Regions from separate parts of the Homo sapiens genome. Here region 1 is linked to region 2. Evidence: read pairs that join two places in POLR2A ChIA-PET (ENCODE). Cell type or tissue: MCF 10A. All regions are shown on one strand. Each heading gives the region's core, and the rest is flanking DNA. Links, peaks and the distances in the headings are about the cores only. Region 1 has its middle 17 kb from the start of DGKG. Region 2 overlaps DGKG (diacylglycerol kinase gamma).

Region 1 (5,385 bases), core at 172-5,171, 72 kb after region 2:
AGAAGGGTCTGATGTATCCATTGTGGTTCCATGTTAGTCAAAACTCTATTAAGAAGAAACAACAGAAAGTGAACCCAAACCGCTGAATTATCAAGCTGCAGGAAGAACAGGGAAATGAATGGATCTCATGAACAACTGGAATCAGGGATGGAATGTCATCAGTTCTGTATCTTCCCCTCCCCTTTCCTCCTAAGCCCAATCTTATCTCTGCTTCTTTCTGAACTTCAGCCTCATCCTCTCACACTCCAGACCAACTTTCTCTAGATGGCAGAAAACAATGATATCTTGTCTTGGTTCTAACTTTTAAAATCCCAGGGAAGGAATTTGATTGACATGAGTGAAGTGCTCACTCTTGGACCAACCATCTGTGGCCTATGTGGAGGAGAAGATGATAGAAGCTCCAGCTGATTTCGTGGGGCTGGAAGGAAGTTCCACGGAACTCTCTTAAAGGACCCAAGGGATAGAATCAGAGACAACAAGCCAAAAGTTAGAGGGAAATACATCTTGGCTCAAGAAAAGAAAAAAGTCCTAATGGTCAGAGATGAGAAAGAGTTTCTCCTGCTGCTTCTAGCAGAATAGAATACATTTTTCATGTGATTCCCTCATGTGCTTTACTCAGAGTCAGCCAGGCTGCCTATTTATTTAGGAAAAGTTTTTTGCAGGTTTTGTTTTAGAGCGCACAGGATGTGATTGATAGGCTCTTCTTACAGAATGCCTAAGTATGTCATGTTGGGCTGAACCTCTCCTTGTTCAGTAGTAATAATAGTAATGATGGCTACTGAATGTCATGGCATTAATTTCACACTTTATCTTACTTAATCTTTGAATAAGTCCCTTAGGATGAGTTTTATCTCATTTTTCTTATAAGGAAACCAAGAGTGAGAAAAGTTAGGCAACTTGCTCAAAGTTACTCAGTGACTAAGTGGTGGAGCTGGGATTTGAACTGCAAAGTCTTGCTATTAATCGCTGCCCTATATTGCCTTCAAGACCCATCCTCCAACGCTAACCCCGTCTGTGTCTTTTTTGGCCAGGATAAGTGCCTGCTTGACATTCAATTGGCTCTGGGGCTTTTGAAATTATCATTTTAGCATGAAAAATGTCAGTGCTAGAGACAGAATGAGTGACCAGGAGAGATATTGAGGTAGGGATGGGAATGATTTAAAAGCAGAAGATTGGCTGGGTGCGGTGGCTCATGCTTGTAGTCCCAACACTTTGAGAGGCCAACGTGGGCTGATCACCTGAGGTCAGGAGTTCGAGACCAGCGTGACCAAAATGGAGAAACTCTGTCTCTACTAAAAATATAAAAATTGGCCAGCTATGGTGGTGCATGCCTGTAATCCCAGCTACTTGGGAGGCTGAGGCAGGAGAATTACTTGAACCCAGGAGGTGGAGGGCGCAGTGAACCAAAATCACACCACTGCACTCCAGCCTCGGTGACAGAGTGAGACTCCTTTAAAAAAAAAAAAGCAGAAGATTAAAATTCATTCATCCACTCATTCCACAGACATTTGCTGAATTCATAATACTCTAGAGATAACTCAAAGTACCTTCTAGTCTACTCCATACTCTACATTCTAAGGGAGTCCCCACCCAGAGGCCTTGCCTCAGTGAGTGGCCATGAACATTTGAGTACCCATGTCCTATGCCATATGGTAGCCCACACACTGACACCCTGACTGGGCCATTTGATCACCTGACATAAGGATGGCCAACTAACCTAGAGGTTGGCCAGTGGTTATAACTTGGGCTTGCCTTGAAAAGATGAGCTGGGACAAAAGGATCCTCCTGCTCTGAAAACCTAAGCCAAGAGACACAAAGAGAAATTGCCAGTTAGCTCTGGGAAGAGAGGGACAAACTTATGGGTTTGGGTGCTGGTATGGCCATATGGATTGGATGACCAAACATCCCAGTTTGCCATGGAGAATCTCAGTTTATCCCAGCATAATTATGACTAGGATCCCTTTCTCTCTCATAAGTATCCTAATTTGGAGGAAAAAACTATTCAATCACCCTAATTATGGACCATGATGGGATGCGGAGTGGGAAAGGAGAGGGAGGAGAGACGAGACTGGGGTCAGGCCTTGAAAAGCCCTGTGGGTTAGGTTAAGGAGTCTTGATTTTTGTGCTGAAGACAATGGGGATTTTAAGCATGAAAAGTATGAGTTCAGATTTTTTTTTGCTTTTAGAAAGAGTACTCTGATAAAGCGTGAACAGCAGATCAGAGATAGGTGGAAGTGGAGGCAAGGAGATCATCTGGGAGGCTCATTGAACAATCCAGAGAAAGGCTGGCTGGAACTAGACTAAGTGACTGCAGAGATGAGAAGGCAGATGTGCTCAAGGAATATCCAGGAGAAAGAGTTGAAAGAATTTTGGAGACTGATTAAATTTTGGGGGGATGAGGGAGAGAAAGGTGTTAGGAGGGAGAGCAAACTTCTTGTTTGGGCAGCTGGTGAACAATGCCACCTTTCACCTAGAAGGTGTTGCTGGTGGCCGGAAGATGGAGAGTATAGCTTTGAACATGTTGGTTTTGAAGGCCATTGCGTTAGTCAGAGTTCTCCAGAGAAACAGAGCCGACAGAAGGATGGATGGATAGATAGATTGATTGATATATTAAAGGAATTGGCTCACACCATTGTGGAGGTTGAGAAGTCCCACAATCTGCCATCCACAAGCTGGCAAACCAGGAAATCCATTGATACCTGCAGTTGGAGTCTGAAGGCTCAAGAGCTAGGAGCTTCAGTGTCAGGGGCAGGAGAAAATGGATATCCCAGGTTTTCTTCTAGGGTTTTTATGGTTTTAGGTAACATAAAAACCTTAGAAGAAAACCTAGGCATTACCATTCAGGACATAGGCATGGGCAAGGACTTCATGTCTAAAACACCAAAAGCAACGGCAACAAAAGCCAAAATTGACAAATGGGATCTAATTAAACTAAAGAGCTTCTGCACAGCAAAAGAAACTACCATCAGAGTGAACAGGCAACCTACAAAATGGGAGAAAATTTTCGCAACCTACTCATCTGACAAAGGGCTAATATCCAGAATCTACAATGAACTCAAACAAATTTACAAGAAAAAAACAAACAACCCTATCAAAAAGTGGGCAAAGGGTATGAACAGACACTTCTCAAAAGAAGACATTTATGCAGCCAAAAGACACATGAAAAAATGCTCATCATCACTGGCCATCAGAGAAATGCAAATCAAAACCACAATGAGATACCATCTCACACCAGTTAGAATGGCAATCATTAAAAAGTCAGGAAACAGGTGCTGGAGAGGATGTGGAGAAATAGGAACACTTTTACACTGTTGGTGGGACTGTAAACTAGTTCAATCATTGTGGAAGTCAGTGTGGTGATTCCTCAGGGATCTAGAACTAGAAATACCATTTGACCCAGCCATCCCATTACTGGGTATATACCCAAAGGACTATAAATCATGCTGCTATAAAGACACATGCACACGTATGTTTATTGTGGCACTATTCACAATAGCAAAGACTTGGAACCAACCCAAATGTCCAACAATGATAGACTGGATTAAGAAAATGTGGCACATATACACCATGGAATACTATGCAGCCATAAAAAATGATGAGTTCACGTCCTTTGTAGGGACATGGATGAAATTGGAAATCATCATTCTCAGTAAACTATCGCAAGGACAAAAAACCAAACACCACATGTTCTCACTCATAGATGGGAATTGAACAATGAGAACACATGGACACAGGAAGGGGAACATCACACTCTGGGGACTGTTGTGGGGTGGGGGGAGGGGGGAGGGATAGCATTAGGAGATATACGTAATGCTAAATGACGAGTTAATGGGTGCGGCACACCAGCATGGCACATGTATACATATGTAACTAACCTGCACATTGTGCACATGTACCCTAAAACTTAAAGTATAATAATAATAATAAAAAATAAAAAATTAAAAAAAAAAAGAAAATGGATATCCCAGCTCAGGAAAAGAGAGAGAGAATTTTCTCTTCCTCCTCCTGTTTGTTCTATACAGGCTGTCAACAAATTAGATGGCACCCACCCACATTGGTGAGGGTGATCTTCCATACTCAGTCTACTGATTCCAGTGCTAATCTCTTTGAGAAACACCCTCTCAGACACACCCAGAAGTAATGTTTTCCCTGCTATCTGGGCATCCCTCAGCCCTGTCAAGCTGACATGTGCAATTAACCTTTGCAGTTATCAAAGTGGCAGCTAAATGATTAGAACTCAATTAAGGAAGAGGGGTCTTGGCTGAAGATGCTAAATGGTGTGTGGTTGTCAGGGAGGTAGTTTCATTCATGGGAACGGAAACAGCACCCAGAAAAGATGAGTAGGGTGAGGAGAAGGCGGGTGAGAGAGATGAGTCGTGAGGACAACCCTCACAGCTGACTGTACTTCTGTGTTTCTTACTCTCCTTTGTATTCTAGTTATATTTTTTTCTTGCCATTCTCCGCCGTAGACTGCAATCTTTTTGAGGTCTGGCACCCTTGTAATCCGTGAGTCACTCAGCATAGTGCATTTACATAGCACATTGTTAGTATGTATTTGGCTGAATGATGGAAGTGTTTTAAAGGCCCATGAGATTGACCACCAAGAGGTCACTGATAACCTTGGGTGGGTATTTTTTCATGATGTGCTGGGGCAGATGCCAGGGTGCAATGTTACATGGAACAGAGGGTGATGGGAACACAAACCAGTAACTCAAGCTATAATCTGGGCTGCCTCCCTTTCCTCTAGCCCATTCTCTTGTTACAGTAGGTAGCTAGTCAGACATGAGCAGGGCAGGAGAGTGCCAAACCCCACCAGGAATGTCAGGCAACCATCAAGTGTGGTCAGGTGGCGTTAAGCTGTCTCTCTAAAATAATAATTGGTCACAGCCAGTGCCAGAGAAAAGCAGTCTCCCGATAGATGGAAAAAAACCTGAAACTGGTGATCAGCATCTTCCCAATAAGATTTCAAGATTTGGTTGAGTGGGCTCAAGCATGTACACTAAGAGGCAAAATGGTGGAGTTTAACTGGTGTGCGACCTTCTAGGAACATTGAACTGGTAAGGGAAGAACGCCTCAAGTGAGCATGCGTGCAACTCCAGTAAACACGCTGCACATGCAGCTCCTTCCAAGGGCTGGCAGGCCACTGTGCATGCAGAGAGCCCACCCTAAGGGAAGAATCAGGAGAGGAGAGATGCAAACTCTGGAAGCATGCCAACATTTAAAGCCCCAAGTCAAAGGTCAAACTGCGCACTTGATCTCTCAAGTCGCCTGCTTGGCTCTCTTCCAAGTGTACTTTACTCCCTTTTGTTCCTGCTCTAAAGCTTTTTAATAAACTTTCACTCCTGCTCTAAAACTTGCCTTGGTCTCTCACTCTGCCCTGTGCCC
Region 2 (5,385 bases), core at 126-5,125:
GGTACAGATTTTTAAGTGCTTGTAGAATGTTAGCCACTTTGCAAAGATCCTCTCATTTAATTCACTCATCCACAAACTTCGAGGCTTTTTTTGTTATGTACAGTTTATAGATGAGGAAAGTGAGGCTCAAAGATATGAAATATTATTCAAGACCACTTGTTGATGGCAGAGGTAGAAGTCTAACTTAAGACCATGTAATTCCAGGGTCATGGCTTTCAAACCTGACCCTGCCAGTAGGAAGTAAGTCCTGGAGGGCAGGAACTGTGCTTCTATATTTTTATGCCTTCTACAGTGCCCAGTACAGTGCATAGAAGCCCAAGAAATGTTAGAGTCATTGAATTTGAAAGTAGGGGGAGATCTTGCATTCATTTATTCAGTCCACAAATGTTTATTGAATGCCTGCTATAAGCCAGATACTTTTCCAGGCACTGAAGACACAGCAGTGAACAAAAATATGCTAGTGGGAGAGACAGACAATTAATTAAGTAAATTATATAGTGTGACAGGTGGTGAGAAGTACTTAGGAGGAAAATAATGCAGAGCAGGGGGATAGGAAATGTCAGAAAGAGGGCTTCAAGTTTTAGATGAAGAAGGTGATGATCACTGAGAAGGTGACTTGAGCATAGACTGGAAGGTGGTAAGATAATGGACAATGTGATGTGCTGAGGAGGAACATTTTAAGAAACAGTAACAGCAAGCACAATGGTGCTGAGGTTACGGTGACACTGGCTTATTTGATAGCATCAAGAAGGCTAATATGCTGAAAAGGAATGAAGATGGGGAGAGTAGCAAGAGATGAGGTCAGAGAGCTGGGGGAGGTGCAGCTTGTAATGACCTTCATGTTTACTCTGAGTAGGGATTGGGGGAACCATGGGAGATTGTGGAGTAGAGCAGTGACAAGCTCTGACATAAGTTTTAACGGATTGCTCAGGATGTGTGTGAAGAATAGACTGAAGCAGCAAGGGCAGAAGCAGGGAGATGAGTTAGGAGACTCTTGCAATAATCTGGGCAAAATATGGTGATGACTCAGGTCGGGATGCTAGCAGTGCAAGTGGCGAGATGTGTCTATATTTTGGATACATTTTGAAGGTAGATCTAACAGAATTTGCCAATGAATTGGATGTGGGATGTGAGAGGACAGAAGTTGATGATGACTGCATAGTTTCAGGTTGAATAACTTGAAGGGTAGAGTTGTCATTTACTGAAATGGAGTAGACTGCTGGAAAAACAGGCTTTATAGGGGAAGATTAAGGACACATCAGTTTAGCTCATGTTAAGTTTGAGATGCCCATTTGATTTTTAAGTGTAAATGTCAAGTAGAAGGATAAGAAGAAATCAGGAGAATGTAGAATGTAGTGAAGAAAATGGAGGATGACTTGACCAACCGTGTCCAGTGTTGTTGAGCAAAATTGCTATTGGATTTAGCCATAGGGAGGCCCTTGGCTATCTTGACTAGTGATTTGAGTGGAAGAGTGAAGGTTATAGACTGATGCAAGGCATTTCAAGAAAGTAGGAAAAAGAGAATTTGGAGGCAATGAGTATAGAGAAGTATTTTGTACAGTTTCGCTGTAAAACACAGGAGGGAAATGAGGTGGTACCTAGAGGAGGAAGTGGAGTCAGGAAAATGTTTTTAATATAGAAGAAATAACAGGATGTTTACATGTTGATGGAAAAATAAAATATACGAAGAAAGCTGATATGAAGGAGACAGAGGTAGAGATATAGAGAAAAGGAGGGACGAGGAGGGAGGGAAAGAGGGAGTCTGGGGAAGATATGTTGCTGAAGCAATGCCTGTAAGTAGGCCAAAAGAGGATGGGGTTGAGTGCACACGTGGGGGAGTTGGACGTAGATAGGAGCATGGAGAGGTCATCTCTGGTTATAGAAGAAAAGGTACAGATAGGTGGGCCTATGGGGTGAGGGAGCTTGTGAAAGATCTGTTCTGTTTGTTCTATTTTTTCAGTGAAGCAGAAAACTCAGTTGTTAACTGAGGATGAGGAGAGGAGGGGTGAGAGATGAGCAGAGGAGAAGTAGTGGTAGTCTTCTAGGACAGTGGAATGAGTGTATGGGCTTGGGAAACATATAATGCCAGGTAGCACAAATGGCTCACTTGAGACTTAAGAGGAAACATGCTGAGGAGCAAGTTCTTCAAGGCAAGCGGAGTCTCCAAGAGGGAAACAAATTATGGAAAGGCTAAAAAACACAGGGGTTTTTAAAGGCTTAAAATGGAAATGTTCTTACCTCATGTGGGTCATATTGTTTGAGGCTCCCACCCTCATTAAATTCAGTCAAGGCATCTTTTATCTTCTTGGAGGAATCTGAAGAGACACAATTCACATGTGAAACACTGGCAAATAGCTAATGGAAGCTGGGCCAAGTAAATTCTCCCTGTGTAACCATGTTTATGTTGGAGCTGCCCCTCAGTCCCAGAAAATCTGGAGAAATGTCACCCTCTTCTACCCTTTGTCCTCTCACTTCTTCTTTTCCATCTGACTTCCCCCCTGCATCTAAATTATCTTTCTGAAACACAAATCTGATCAGATCATATCCCTACTCAAAACCATTCAAGGGCTTTCTGTTCCCCCAGGATAAAGCTTACCATTCTTAGCTTAGAAGATAAGCCCTTAACTTGGAATACCAGCCCTTGGTGATTTTATTTATCCTATTCCTCATTTCCCTATTTACTCTACGTTTCAGCCATATCAAGTTACATTTCCAGACATCCCTGAACATATTGTGCACTCTCTCATGATGTTTCTTCTCTGTCTTGCAAATTTCACTCATTCTTCAAGATCCAGCTCAAATGTCAACTCCTTTGTAAAGTCTTCCTTTGCACCAGTCAGAGTTAAGCATTCCCTTCATTGGCTCCCACGTGACTTGTACACAACTATGTAATAGTGCTTGTCATATAGTGTTATAATTATTTATTAACTTGCCTATCTTGCTCATCTCCTGCTTCAGCTTTACCTTGAGAGCTGTTAACTGGCTGGTGAGTCTTTGTCTATCATACTAAGGTCTGACGTGTAACTAGGGCTCAGAAAAACAATATGTAGATGAGTATATAAACATCTGAGTGAAAATTTCAAAACATTAAAAATTCATTAAGTATGTAGGATGAGTGGGCATTAAACCCCATAAGGCTCTGTCCTTGGTGCTGAAACACTGTTGTACACTATGGCAAGATAGTTTCTTCTACTTCTGGAATCTTGACAACTCTGTCCCTTTTTTTTTTTTTTACCTGATTTTTATTTTTTATCTTGATGGATAAAATTGAGCTACTCATTCTGACACATAAAACATAACCTCAATTATGTCTCATAATTAGCATGGTTGATTTTATGTTCCCATGGTATTTCTCACATATTTCTGACAGCCAGAAGATTTTCCTCTGAAAGTTGAGGCCTCCACCCCCCGCCATGATTTCCCCTTAATGTTCCCTCTATGTTGCATTTACTTTGGAAGGGGATAAAGAAAGACTCAGATAATTCATCAAACATGGTGTTTTCGAAAATGCTGCTTTCCATAGGAAATCATTCAGAAGCAACTGGAGGCAAGACTGGCTGCTTCTTTTTGGAATTTTATAAAGGAATTGGGAATCCAGAAAAGAGACTCAATAATTGTTATTAAAAACACATTATGAATGCATCTTGTGCAGCTATCAGCACTCTAGACATCAAAGCAAACCAGGGTTTCTCTGACCTTGGCTATCCCTCTCTTCCAATATTGTGGGTAATTAAGAGCTTTCCAAGCTCCATTATTGTTGCTATTTAAACATCTGAGCCAAAGGACGATGTTATTAAAAGCTCACACAGTGTTTTTTGTTGCCCAGGCTCTTTGTACAGAGGGTTAATGTCTCTTAAGCCTAGGTAAAGTAGACATATTCGTGGGCTGGGCTGTTCTCCATGGCTTTGCTGACTTGGATTCAATCAAGCAGAAGTTCTAATCATTTCAGGATTGAGACATATTGAAATACAACAGGAAAATGCTTCTGTTGCCTAAAAATGGAAATTTCTTTCTGAAATTCAAAACAGATGTTGAAAAACTAATAGCTCAGTAAGAGCCAGGCAGCAGATGCTGTCAATTTGGGCTGCTTCCATTCAATTCAGAAAACACTAAGGAGGGTAAGATGCGGCAAGATACTGTTAATGGACTAGTGGGAAAGATGATCTAAATAACTGTGGTACTAATAGCTGTCCCTTACTGGAGACCTTCACCTGCATAGTCTCATAAACTCTCCTCTACTAATCCATGCAAGTATTTTCTTCAGTTTACAGATGAAGAAGCTGAAATTCAGAAAAATTAATTCGACTTGCTCAAGAGCCAGGGTTGTAACTCAGGTCTAGTCTGGCTCAAAAGTGTATGGTCTTTTCCCTTGAGCATTATTCACTATAGCTTCCTAAACATTTGTTAACATAAAGAAAGGTGTAATTAAGGGTGACACAATGATATGAAGTTCTATGAAACACCAAGTTGGGAAGAAGAAAAATTAAGATGAAAGTGGGGTAGGGGTGGGAACTGAGGCTGCCCTATAAAGGAGGTAGCATTTGAGCTGAGGCATAAAGAATTGGGTAAGGTTTATAAAGGCAGATATGAAGTGGAAAGGGTATTCTCGGAAGAGACCAAGGGAGCAACGGTGCAGAGATGGGCACCATAAAACGTTTAGGACAAGTCAGAACCAGAGAGTCATTTGTGGCTAGATTTGTGGGGGTCTTGAATGTAGAGTTAAGAACATTGATTTGAAATGGTTAAAGATTTTTTTGAGTGGTGAAATAATATAACCAGCTCTCTGTTTTCTAAAGACCACTCTGGAAACAGGATGAAAGAGAAGTTAGAATGAGACCAGAGCTCAGTTAACATCACACATATATGTTATTCCACAAGCAGCTTAATTATTTAGGAAAACAAATCCTACATTTTAGAATCTATTTTAATGGGAGGTTGTTAGCTCAGCCAAAATGGCTAAATAAAAAAAATAAAAATCTGAGAACATGAGTACCCCTGGTGTGACTTCTGCAAGAAGAGTGTAGAGTTAGCATTTTGATTGAGAACCAGTGGAGTAATTTCAATTGAATATATGATATTTTGATGTTCTCATCTCATTTTGGATATTCCACCATTCACTGTAGCAGAATTCCTTTGATTCTAAAGAGCTGCTGCTCTATTTTAAAAATCCTGCTTTATATTTAAATGTGTGATATATATACACACATAAATTCATCATATGTTCGCATAAAATAAACTGAGGTTTTAATAAGAAAAAAATAGAAAAGACATTTATTTTAAAATATCTGATTAATAGCCTGAAATTAAATGGAAAAAAAAAACACAGCCGGGCGCGGTGGCTCACGCCTGTAATCCCAGCACTTTGGGAGGCTGAGGCGGGCGGAT

The links. Peaks named below come from ENCODE experiments on the same cell type or tissue, not always from the same donor. Only the 100,000 strongest peaks of a DNase experiment are listed, where the experiment ranks them.
Region 1: POLR2A ChIA-PET joins it to region 2 with 5 read pairs; 4 of 35 experiments call an interaction of 5 or more read pairs at or near these places.

Annotation. Positions count from the first base shown.
Region 1 is chr3:186,376,356-186,381,740 of GRCh38, forward strand. No RefSeq gene overlaps it. Among named protein-coding and RNA genes, the nearest start is that of DGKG, 17 kb to the left of the region's middle. In MCF 10A, for the core only: no CTCF peak of the experiment used is centred there; no DNase peak of the experiment used is centred there.
Region 2 is chr3:186,304,663-186,310,047 of GRCh38, forward strand. DGKG (diacylglycerol kinase gamma) reads right to left here. Exons shown (of 25, transcript NM_001346.3): 3 at 2,239-2,315. Among named protein-coding and RNA genes, the nearest start is that of DGKG, 55 kb to the right of the region's middle. In MCF 10A, for the core only: no CTCF peak of the experiment used is centred there; a DNase peak (open chromatin) is centred at 3,149.